Linked DNA regions of Homo sapiens: all the other regions are linked to region 3. A link is a contact called in ENCODE Hi-C or POLR2A ChIA-PET data. All regions are on one chromosome and are shown on one strand. The core of a region is the stretch at or near the end of the contact, and the rest is flanking DNA. Distances in the headings are between cores, read along the strand shown. Region 1 overlaps HDAC1 (histone deacetylase 1). Region 2 holds the start of CCDC28B (coiled-coil domain containing 28B). Region 3 overlaps LCK (LCK proto-oncogene, Src family tyrosine kinase).

Evidence for each region. A loop is a pair of places that touch in the nucleus more often than their neighbours do. ChIA-PET counts read pairs that join two places held with the same protein, here RNA polymerase II (POLR2A). Pooled maps may share reads with other maps.
Region 1: a pooled map shows a loop between it and region 3 (2.3-fold over the local background). The contact joins two enhancer-like sites. A Hi-C loop is called at or near these places in 6 of 168 maps with a recorded cell type or tissue (B cell, Calu3, GM12878 and 3 more), 31 of 37 single-sample maps with no recorded cell type and 11 of 50 pooled maps. POLR2A ChIA-PET finds 5 or more read pairs at or near these places in 32 of 52 experiments (A549, AG04449, AG04450 and 25 more).
Region 2: POLR2A ChIA-PET joins it to region 3 with 11 read pairs in BJ. The contact joins the promoter of CCDC28B here to the enhancer-like site in region 3. A Hi-C loop is called at or near these places in 5 of 168 maps with a recorded cell type or tissue (CD4-positive, alpha-beta T cell, CD8-positive, alpha-beta T cell, naive thymus-derived CD4-positive, alpha-beta T cell and 1 more), 6 of 37 single-sample maps with no recorded cell type and 14 of 50 pooled maps. POLR2A ChIA-PET finds 5 or more read pairs at or near these places in 33 of 52 experiments (A549, A673, B cell and 24 more).

What each region holds. Positions count from the first base shown.
Region 1 is chr1:32,315,634-32,319,091 of GRCh38, reverse strand. HDAC1 (histone deacetylase 1) reads right to left here. Exons shown (of 14, transcript NM_004964.3): 3 at 2,310-2,427. Among named protein-coding and RNA genes, the nearest start is that of MARCKSL1, 19 kb to the left of the region's middle. Within about 2 kb of position 2,156, at least 6 of the 41 ENCODE cell types and tissues checked have a DNase peak (open chromatin) inside an H3K27ac peak, as active enhancers do; they include OCI-LY7, where a contact is called at or near this core.
Region 2 is chr1:32,199,062-32,202,199 of GRCh38, reverse strand. CCDC28B (coiled-coil domain containing 28B) reads right to left here and starts at 1,605. Exons shown (of 6, transcript NM_024296.5): 1 at 1,491-1,605; 2 at 101-287. The coding sequence starts at 264. RefSeq lists enhancers at 239-759, 628-847, 760-1,279, 1,538-1,617, 1,830-2,387 and 2 more.
Region 3 is chr1:32,261,916-32,265,318 of GRCh38, reverse strand. All of the region lies in intron 1 of LCK (LCK proto-oncogene, Src family tyrosine kinase), which reads right to left. Among named protein-coding and RNA genes, the nearest start is that of LCK, 12 kb to the right of the region's middle. RefSeq lists a silencer at 125-424. Within about 2 kb of position 1,463, at least 3 of the 41 ENCODE cell types and tissues checked have a DNase peak (open chromatin) inside an H3K27ac peak, as active enhancers do; they include CD4-positive, alpha-beta T cell, CD8-positive, alpha-beta T cell and OCI-LY7, where a contact is called at or near this core.

The DNA.
Region 1 (3,458 bases), core at 907-3,406, 53 kb before region 3:
GCTGGAGTGCAGTGGCGCGATCTTGGCTCACTGCAACCTCTGCCTCCTGGGTTCAAGCAATTCTCCTGCCTCAGCCTCCTGAGTAGCTGGAATTACAGGCATGTACCACCAAACCAAGCTAATTTTTGTATTTTTAGTAGAGATGGGGTTTCACTATGTTGGCCAGGCTGGTCTCAAACTCCCGACCCCAGGTGATCTGCTTGCCTCAGCCTCCCAAACTGCTGGGATTACAGGCGTAAGCCACCACACCCAGCCAGACTGAATTTTTTAATGTACAACTTTAGAATGCTGGATTCGGAAAAATTGGCGCACCAGAGCAGAACCTGCACACTCCTCAGGGCATAGCATTTTGTCTGCCTTGATAAGTTTGTAAATAATAAAAATAGTAAGTCATAATAGCAAAAGTGATTATGCAATAGCAAAAATAGCAAAAGCAATTCATTGAGGGTAGACATATTATATATATTTAAATATATTATCTTCACTTATTCCCCCATCCTTGACTATGAAATAGGCACTAATGTCTTTTTTTTTTTGGTCTCGCTCTGTTGCCCAGGCTGGAGTGCAGTAGTACAATCATGGCTCACTGCAGCCTCGACCTTCCAGGCTCAAAAGATCCTCCCTCCTCAACCTCCTGAGTAGCTGGGACCACAGGTGTGCACCGCCATGCCCAGCTAATTTTTTTATTTTTTTGTAGAGATGAGGGTCTCACTATGTTGCCCAGGCTGGTCTCAAACTCCTGGCTGGGCTCAAGCAATCCTCCCACCTTGGGCTCCCAAAGTGCTAGGATTACAGGCATGAACCGCTGTGCCTGTCCTGTCTTCCTCTTAAAGAGGGAAAACAGGTCGGGCACAGTGGCTCAGGCCTATAATCCCAGCACTTGGGGAAGCCGAGGCTGGCATATCACCTGAGGTCGGGAGTTTGAGACCAGCCTGACTAACATGGAGAAACCTAAAAATACAAAATTAGCCGGGCGTGGTGGCACATCCCTGTAATCCCAGCTACTCAGGAGGCTGAGGCAGGATAATCGCTTGAAGCCGGGAGACGGAGGTTGTGGTGAGTAGAGATCGCCCCATTGCACTCCAGCCTGGGCAACAAGAGCGAAACTCTGTCTCAAAAAAAAGTGGCAGGGGCGGGAAATAACACCAGAGGGGCTAGGAAACCAAGGATTCAAACTAAGACATGAAAGCTTATTTTCTTACTTTAATAGCAAGTTGCTCCTCTAGTGAGAGCCCACTGTGCTGAGAGTAGAGCCTGATCCTTGGCCTAAATGGGTTATGGAAACCTCTAAAGCCATCTACAGGAAAGGCATGAATTTGCCTCATCTTGGAGGGAAATAAGACCCTGCAATTCAGAGAGCAAACACCTCACTCACAGCAGCTGGCAGCTCCTGGAGTTGTCGGTAGCAAAGAAGCTTAATGCTTCAAGGAAGGTCTCTGTGGTTCTGCCATCAATACCACTGTACAGTTATTATTAGTTGTAATAATAGTTATAAATAACTTTCTTCCTTGGGAGTAAGACTACCTTGTGGTCAGCAGCAACAAACAAGTGCCGCATATTTTCTGACACTTCCATATAAGCTGTCATAAGTTAATCAAAACTTCTTCTGGACAGTGCTGTTATACTATATGAAGTCTTAGGTGCTAAGAGATAATTTCTAAAATAACACAAGGGGGAAGTCAGGTATGATAGTTTTGTCCCAAATTTGAATACTTTTTTTTTCCCCCTCACAGCTAAAATAATTCCCACGATTCCTACAAACTAAGCGTGGCTTCCAAGATGGGACCTGCTCTGAAGTTCAAGTCCAAGGGATCAGGGGCAGCATCACCTCATCTCAAAGATTACACCATCTAGAATCTGTCCTGAGTGGCCTCTAAATTCTCAATTAATACCCACTAAGTCAAAACAGTTACAGTTGGACAGAAATCAGAGATCATGTGGCCCAGCCCACTTTACAAAAGAAGAATCTGAGGGGAAGTGACTTGCCCACTCAGCTGAGAGTTAGAGTTAAATTTTACTGTATCTATTGTCTCCCCGTCCCAGGTCAGTGCTTTTTCCACTACAATAATTACAGTACTCTTGGGACAGTGTTGTGAACATAACCAGAAAAAGTACTACCTCTATCGTTTACAAATCAGGAAACATGAAAAATCCGACTTGAGGGGAAAAAGCACTCTGGCACCTTTAGGAGGTAGGGGAAATCAGGTGTCCACTGAATGGGAGGTGCGAGGACGGCAGAATGGGCCTCTACAGTGGAAAGGGAGATGCAACTGGCGGCTTCAGAGTGTGAGGGAACAGAATGGACTTACATCTCTGCATCTGCTTGCTGTACTCCGACATGTTATCTGGACGGATGGAGCGCAAGAATTTAATGTAGTCATCGCTGTGGTACTTGGTCATCTCCTCAGCATTGGCTTTGTGAGGGCGCTAGAGGGCAGAAGGGAGAAAGGGCAAGTTATTTTTGACCACGGCCAGTCCAGTCAATCTAGTTTGAATATTTATATTTCCTGCGCAGCATGGAGCTAGGTGCTATAAAGAATAAAAAGAAATAACTGGTTAGATTCAGGCTTCAAGAAATTTACAATCTAACTAGGCAAACAAGATTATCAAAGGAGACAGAGTATCAGAAGACCTACAGCAGCTCAAGCTCTGTTGCTTAGGCAAGTTACTGTCTCTTGAACCTCCATTTCCTCATTTACTAAACAGGGACAACATAGACCACACAGGGAAGTTGAGAGAATTGGAAGAGGTTGTTAAATCTCTTTGTAAACTGTAAGGTGCTTTACAAAATTATTACTTTTTTTTTTTGAGACGGAGTCTCGCTCTGTCTCCCAGGCTAGAGTGCAGTGGCGCAATCTCGGCTCACTGCAAGCTCCGCCTCCCGGCTTCACGCCATTCTCCTGCCTCAGCCTTCCAAGTAGCTGGGACTACAGACGCCCACCACCACGCCCGGCTAATTTTTTTTGTATTTTTAGTAGAGACAGGGTTTCACCGTGTTAGCTAGGATGGTCTTGATCTCCTGACCTCGTGATCCGCCCGCCTCGGCCTTCCAAAGTGCTGAGATTACAGGCATGAGCCACCAAGCCCGACCTTTTTTTTCGTTTTTTTTTGTTTGTTTGTTTGTTTTGAGGCGGAGTCTCACTCTGTCACCCAGGCTGGAGTGCAATGGCATGATCTCGACTCACTGCAACCTTCGCCTCCTGGGTTCAAGCGATTCTCCTGCCTCAGCCTCCCGAGTAGTTGGGATTACAGGCGCCCACCACGACGCTGGCTAATTTTTGTATTTTTAGTAGAGATGGGGTTTTACCATGTTGGTCAGGATGGTCTCGAACTCCTGACCTCAGGTGATCCGCCCTCCTCGGCCTCCCAAAGTGCTGGATTACAGGCATGAGCCACTGCGCCCGGCCTACAAAATTATTACTTATTATTATATAAAACTGGCCGAGTGCAGTGGCTCA
Region 2 (3,138 bases), core at 356-2,855, 63 kb after region 3:
TATTGCTTAGGAACTAAAGGCGGAGGCCCCCCTTGCCTTCCTCTCTACAGTGCAACCCAGAGTTGGGGTCCCTCCTCCTTTCCTTCCCTTCTGTACCCACCTCTTGAACTTGGCCCGCTGCTTGGGGGATGGCAGATGAGGAAGTCCTAGGGCCAAGGAGCCGCTGTGGCTGGTAGGCACAGGGACCCTCCGTAGTGTGCCTGGGGCCTGGGCTGGCTGGGCCAGGCAGGGCTTGGGACTCCGTTTCTTCTTTTTGTCATCCATTGGGCGCTGGCTGGGCCTCAGGCCTAGGAGGGAAGCAACCCCACAAAGATAGCCAGGGGCAAAGTTAGCCCTTCACCCAGAAATCCCTGAGAGCTGCACCAAGGAAGGGCCCTGGGACCTTCCAGCTTGTCACCTCATCTATACGGTAGGGGCAGAGCCAGATGCCAGTGTCTGCTGCTGGGATCGTGGATGTACACTTGAAGGACCTTCTAAGGCCCAACCTAATTCCCCTTCTGCCTGAAAACCTAGGCCCCTCCTGAAAGGGTGGGACCAGTCACAACTATCTTGGCGCTACTGGGGCTTCCTGTCACGGTGGCTGGGGGGCGGGGCTGGCAGAGGAAATGTAGTGGGAGACAAGACGGAGGTGAGCTGCAGAAGCCCAGCCGAAGATTAGGGATGTCTTAACTAAACCCTATTCTATTTATCAGGGGCCTAAGCAGATGCTAACAAACCCTGTCAGCATGGGAGGGGGACAAGGTGCAGGTAGGGGCGCCTGGGAAAGCCCCAGCGTGTGGGTAATTGTAGGAGAAGCCGCAGCATACAGGGCAGGGTTCATTGTGGGTTTCCCCCACATAGACACCGGCATCCCTCCACTTCCACCCACCCCCAACCGAAAATATTAGGGACTCCCTATAGGTCCCGCGGGTGTGCTTTCAGCTGCTTCATTTTTCCCAGTCGGAAAGTCCCTGCTGGGCTTCAGCTGCAGCCAGGGTGGACTGGGTGGTTGGCCGCTGGCTGCCTGGGCCTCCGACAAAGGCTGCGCCTGTGGCTGGGCTGCTCCGAGGTCCCCGGTCCAGCAGCGCCCCCCAAGCCTCCGGTCGGCTGGGGTTCCCTCCTCTGGGGGTCTCATTCCAGGCTGCTGCTACCGAGCCTAACTTCGAATTCTGGGACTGGGGGGGTTGGGGGGGTGGGTGGCGCTTAAGCATTTACACTGACACATAGCTGGCTGCCACTGACGGGGTCTGCGGGTGTGGGGAGGGGAGATAGGAGCGCATCCTCTGCCTCTCCGTGCAGCAGCTTGACCCAATTAGGGACCTGATAGAAGAACTGGAGCCGGAGCCTGTGCTCCCCAGGAGCGGCTGGGGCGACCGGGGATCTATTTCCCAAGCCCGGGCTCCAAAGCCATGTGCCAAACTCATCGCTCAGCTCCGCAGCCGCGCTCGAAGACAGAGCGTCAGACCCGCGTCATTCCGCCCCCGCCCTCACTCCCTCAGGGGGCTACTGACCTGGAGGTTTGGGGTCTCGAGTGATGCTTCGGTGCAAGTTCCCTCCGCCCTCCGCCCTCTCCTCCCGGGAACACCACCGGGTGAAAGCTAAGCTGGAGGGAGTTCATTTGCATTTAAAGAGAAAGTGACCTTCTCCTTAGCGCGGTGGGGTGAGATGGGAGGAGCATCCCCGCGTATGCTAAGCAGTTCCTCTCACTCGACCTCACCTCCCCGCCTGAACCTAGGGGACCCTGTTGGTTGTGTGATGTCTATTTTAAAAAGATTTTCCCTTTCCCGGCAGTTTCAGAGAGAAGCTACAGTTCCTTACAAAATGGTGGTGGCTTTGTCAGAAAGGGGGTGGGGCGGGGGAGAGGAGAGACAGAGTGAGTGAGTGAGAGAGAGAGAATGTAAGCACAGAAGAAGCACAAGCAGCAACAGCAGCAGCATCAGGAAGACACTTCGAGCAAAGACAGCCATCAATGGAGTGAGTCCAGTGCCCTATTGAGCACTTTACATACATTTCATCCCCATAACAACCCTTAAGGAAGATACCAGTGTCATTCCCCATTCTACTGAAAGTAAGCAACAGTCTTTTGAGGGCAAAACCCCTCTCTCTACAATGCCAGACAGTTTTCTCTGGTAAGTGGTGGGGGCTGTATTTTGCCGCAGATGAAGTGACAGGAGTCCTCCCCACCCCCCAGGCCTAGGAGACAGGTGTGGGGAGCACCAGGTCATAAGGTAGACCACGCGATTCCCTGGCACCTGACTCCAGTCCTCAGGGAAACCTGAGCACCTGATGGAGGCTGACCCAGTGTGACTGCTGCTGCCTGCAGCCAGATCAATGGGGGCAGCTATTTAAAGCCCTGGCAGAGGCTCCTGGCGCAGGTCCCCAGAACAGCATCTGATACAACAGGAGAGAGGCTCATGTTTGGCCAGGCGGCTCAGCAGGCTCAAGTGAGCTGGCCCAGGGCAGTGCACACAGCCACCCAGCCCACCTTCCCCATCCCCGGGCAGGAGTGGCTTCCTGGGGTTGGGCCTCTTGGCTGATGTGGGGAGCCATGGGCACTGCTCCTGAGGGCACCTGCTCAGGGCTTCTTCCTGGGTACTTCCAACACTCAGAACACTCCACAAGGGTAAAGAGTAATTCCGAACTTTTTCAATAACCAGGGGCCCAGACTGGGGACAACAGAAATCCCTCTCCTTCCCCACCGGAGCTGCTAGAGTAGACAGTGGTAATGCTGCTGACAGAGGGAGCACCCCTGTGGTTCCCATCCTCAGCTGCTTCACTGGGGGGTCAGAAACCTCATTATTCTCAGAGCTGCTTTGCTTGGAATCTCCAAGAGTTGGGGCGGCACCCCCCCCACACCCTCCAGAGGATCTGCGACTAGAAATAACATGGCCAGCATGGAAAACATGTATCAGGACCCAGCTAGAAGGGTCAGAGGCTCTGCTGGGACTGTCACAGTCATTGTGGGCACATCTATTTGTGGAGGCCTGGAGGGAAGGGCAGGTGGGTTGTCTCTGCCATTTCCTGGGCATTCAGCACATATCATCCTTTGTGCCTGACCAACCCAGGACCCAGAGAGAACAGGGTGCTGGGTGAGGCCACCAGCAGCATGTCTCCCATATAGGAGTCCCATGCTTGAGGTGGGTAAATGGGGGGTGTAAA
Region 3 (3,403 bases), core at 214-2,713:
CCTTTAGGTTATTTTAATATTTCAAAAATCTGAAAGGAAATTCCACTATACTTTGTTTCTTGTTTTGACAAATTGTATTATTTATTTCTTCATTGCATACTTAATTAAATCGCTGATTACATTTTTTTTTTTTTTTGAGACAAAGTCTCACTCTGTCACCCAGGCTGGAGTGCAGTGGCGCAATCTTGGCTCACTGCAACCTCCGTGCCTCAGCCTCCCGAGCAGCTGGGATTACAGGCACGTGCCGCCACGCCCAGCTAATCTCTCTATTTTTAGTAGAGATGAGGTTTCACCATGTTGCCCAAGCTGGTCTTGAACTCCTGACCTCAGGTGATCCACCTGCCTCGGCCTCCCAAAGTGCTGAGATTACAAGCGAGAGCCACTGTGCCCAGCCAAATCTTTGATTAAAATGTAAACTTGAGGCCAGGTGCAGTGACTCACACCTGTAATCCCAGCACTTTGGGAGGCTGAGGAGAGAGGATCGATTGAGCCCCGGAGTTTGAGACCAGCCTGGGCAACGTGGTGAGACCCTTTCTCTATTAAAAGAAAAATTTTTTTAACTTGAAAATAAGAAAATTTGCATCTAAATGAGGTAGCTTAGTAGGTAAAAACTTTAAAATCATGAGATCCATGTGGGGAAGAGGGAGTGTAGAACAGGGAATGGTAAAAGACACTTTGTCTTCACAAGAGTTTAGGAAACACAAATACAGTTCATCAGCCTCATTTTAAAACTGGGGAAAAGGAGAGGTTCAGTGATTGTCCCAATAATACACTGAGGGTTCCTGGCAGATGCAAAACTCATATCAAAACCTTACATCCTTTTTTTTTTAGACGAGGTCTCACTACGTTGCCCAGGCTGGTCTCTAACTCCTGGGCTCAAGCGCTTCTCCCACCTCAGCCTCCCAAATAGCTGGGATTGCTGGCATATGCCTGGCTTGGCTCCTACATCCTTTATCAAGATCCTCTCCTCTACTTTTCACTCCCTGGAAAGTCTAAGGGTGGAGGGGGAGGGCTGAGAGGTCTAGGAGAATGTGAGGCAGGAAGGCAGGTCTGACAGGGTAGGGTCCATTTCCCATCAAAAATTTGACCACTGTGCTGTTAACAAAGGCTTTTCTCTTCAAGACAATCCCCCCTCTACCTGGAATGCACGTTTCTGGGTATATATTTACCTGCCTGTTGAATGCAAGTCTGTGCATATGAAAACATATGCAGTGAGCCCTGTGCTTATGGGTGCATATCTGTGGGTTTGCAGGAGTCTGTGTGTGCAGAGGGATATATAACAGAATGAGACTATGAATAGCAGCGACCGTCCCTATGTAATTGTGAAGTCATATAGGCATACATCTGTTTATACAAAATGTGGGTATACCCCATCCTTCCGGTCTTCTTCTTTTTTTTTTTTTAAACAGGGTCTTGCTCTGTCGCACAGGCTGGAGTGCAGTGCAGTGGCACTGTCTCAGCTCACTGCAAACTCCTGCCTCCTGTGCTCAAGGGATCCTCTTACCTCAGCCTCCTGAGTAGTGGGGACTGCAGGCCCATGCCACCAAGCCTGACTAATTTTTGTGTTTTTTGTAATGATGGGGTTTCACCATGTTGGCCAGTCTGGTCTTGAACTCCTGGGCTCAAGTAACCTGCCACCTTGGCCTCCCAAAGTGCTGGGATTACTAACCTGCCACCTTGGCCTCCCAAAGTGCTGGGATTACAGGCATAAGCCACCATGCCCAGCCTTTTATTTTTACTTTTTTGCAGTGACAAGGTTTCACCATGTTGCCCAGGCTGGTCTCAAACTCATGGGCTCAAGCAGTCCTCCCACCTCAGACTCCGAAAGTGTTGGGATGGCAGGCATGGGCCACCATGCCCAGTCTAATTTTTATTTATTTATTTATTTATTTATTTATTTATTTATTTATTTATTTTATTTATTTTGAGACGGAGTCTTCCTCTGTCCCCCAGGCTGGAGTGCAGTGGCACAATCGCAGCTGACTGCAACCTCCACATCCTGGGTTCAAGCAATTTCTCCTGTTTGAGCCTCCCAAGTAGCTGAGATTACAGGCATGCACCACCATGCCCGCTAATTTTTATTATTTTTAGTAGAGACAGGGTTTCACCATGTTGGCCAGGTTGGTCTCGAACTCCCAACCTCAAGTGGCCTGCCCACCTCCGCTTCCCAAAGTGCTGGGATGACAGGCATGAGTCACCAGACCTGGCCTGTGGCCTTTTTATAATCATCACAAAATGTTCTGTGGACCACGGGCAGCCTTAAGTTTGACTGAGAACATTACATGCCCTAGTCAGAGGCAGCCTCGAATCTATGAAATTCTTACTCGTGACCTTGGATTCCTAAATTGGGAGAAAAGAATGTCCTGTTTCATTCACCCCAGAATCTGCCCTCATTGCTGGTTCTGGGAGCCCTGGGGATTCCTTTCATCTGTTTTTTTTTTTTTTTTTTTCTCCCTTCCTCCACTTCTTTCTTTCAGACAATGAGAAATTTATATTAAGCTTTAATTTTGATTTTCTTTTTACTGACCTCATTTATTAACCTGGTTAGATCATGTTGGCTACTCAGCAATCTTTATCAAACTAAGACCAGAAGGAGTCTGGGCATGGTGACTCACGCCTGTAATCCCAGCACTTTGGGAGGCTGAGGCAGTAGGACTCCTTGAGCCCAGGAGTTCGAGAGCAGCCTGACCAACATGGTGAAACCCCGTCTCTACTAAAAATACAAAAATTAGCCAGGTGTACTAGGCGCATGCTTGTAATCCCAGCTACTCAGGAGGCTGAGGCAGGAGAATCGCTTGAACCCAGGAGACAGAGGTTGCAGTGAGCCGAGATCGCGCCATTGCACTCAAGCCTGGGTGACAGAACTAGACTCCATCAAAAAAAAAAAAAAGAAAAGAAAAAGAGATTCTCCTGCCACAGCCTCCCAAGTAGCTGGGATTATAGGCACGCACCACCACACCCAGCTGATTTTTGTATTTTTAGCAGAGATGGGGTTTCACCATGTTGGCCAGGCTGGTCTCAAAATCCAGTCCTCAAGTGATTCACCTGCCTCGGCTTCCCAAAGTGCTGGGATTACAGGTGTGAGCCACGGCACCCGACCATGCTCAGCTATATAATTAGTGGCCGGCGTCCGGCTACCGGGGGCCGTGGCTCACACCTGTAACCCCAGCACTTTGGGAGGCCGAGGCAGGTGAATCACTTGAGGTCTGGATTTTGAGACCAGCCTGGCCAACATGGTGAAACCCCATCTCTACTAAAAATACAAAGATTATCTGGGTGTGGTGGCACGTGACTGTAGTCCCAGCTACTTGAGCTACTTGGGAGGCTGAGGCAGGAGAATCTCTTTTTTTTTTTTTTTTTTTTTTTCTGACAGAGTCTAGTTCTGTTGCCCAGGCTGGAGTGC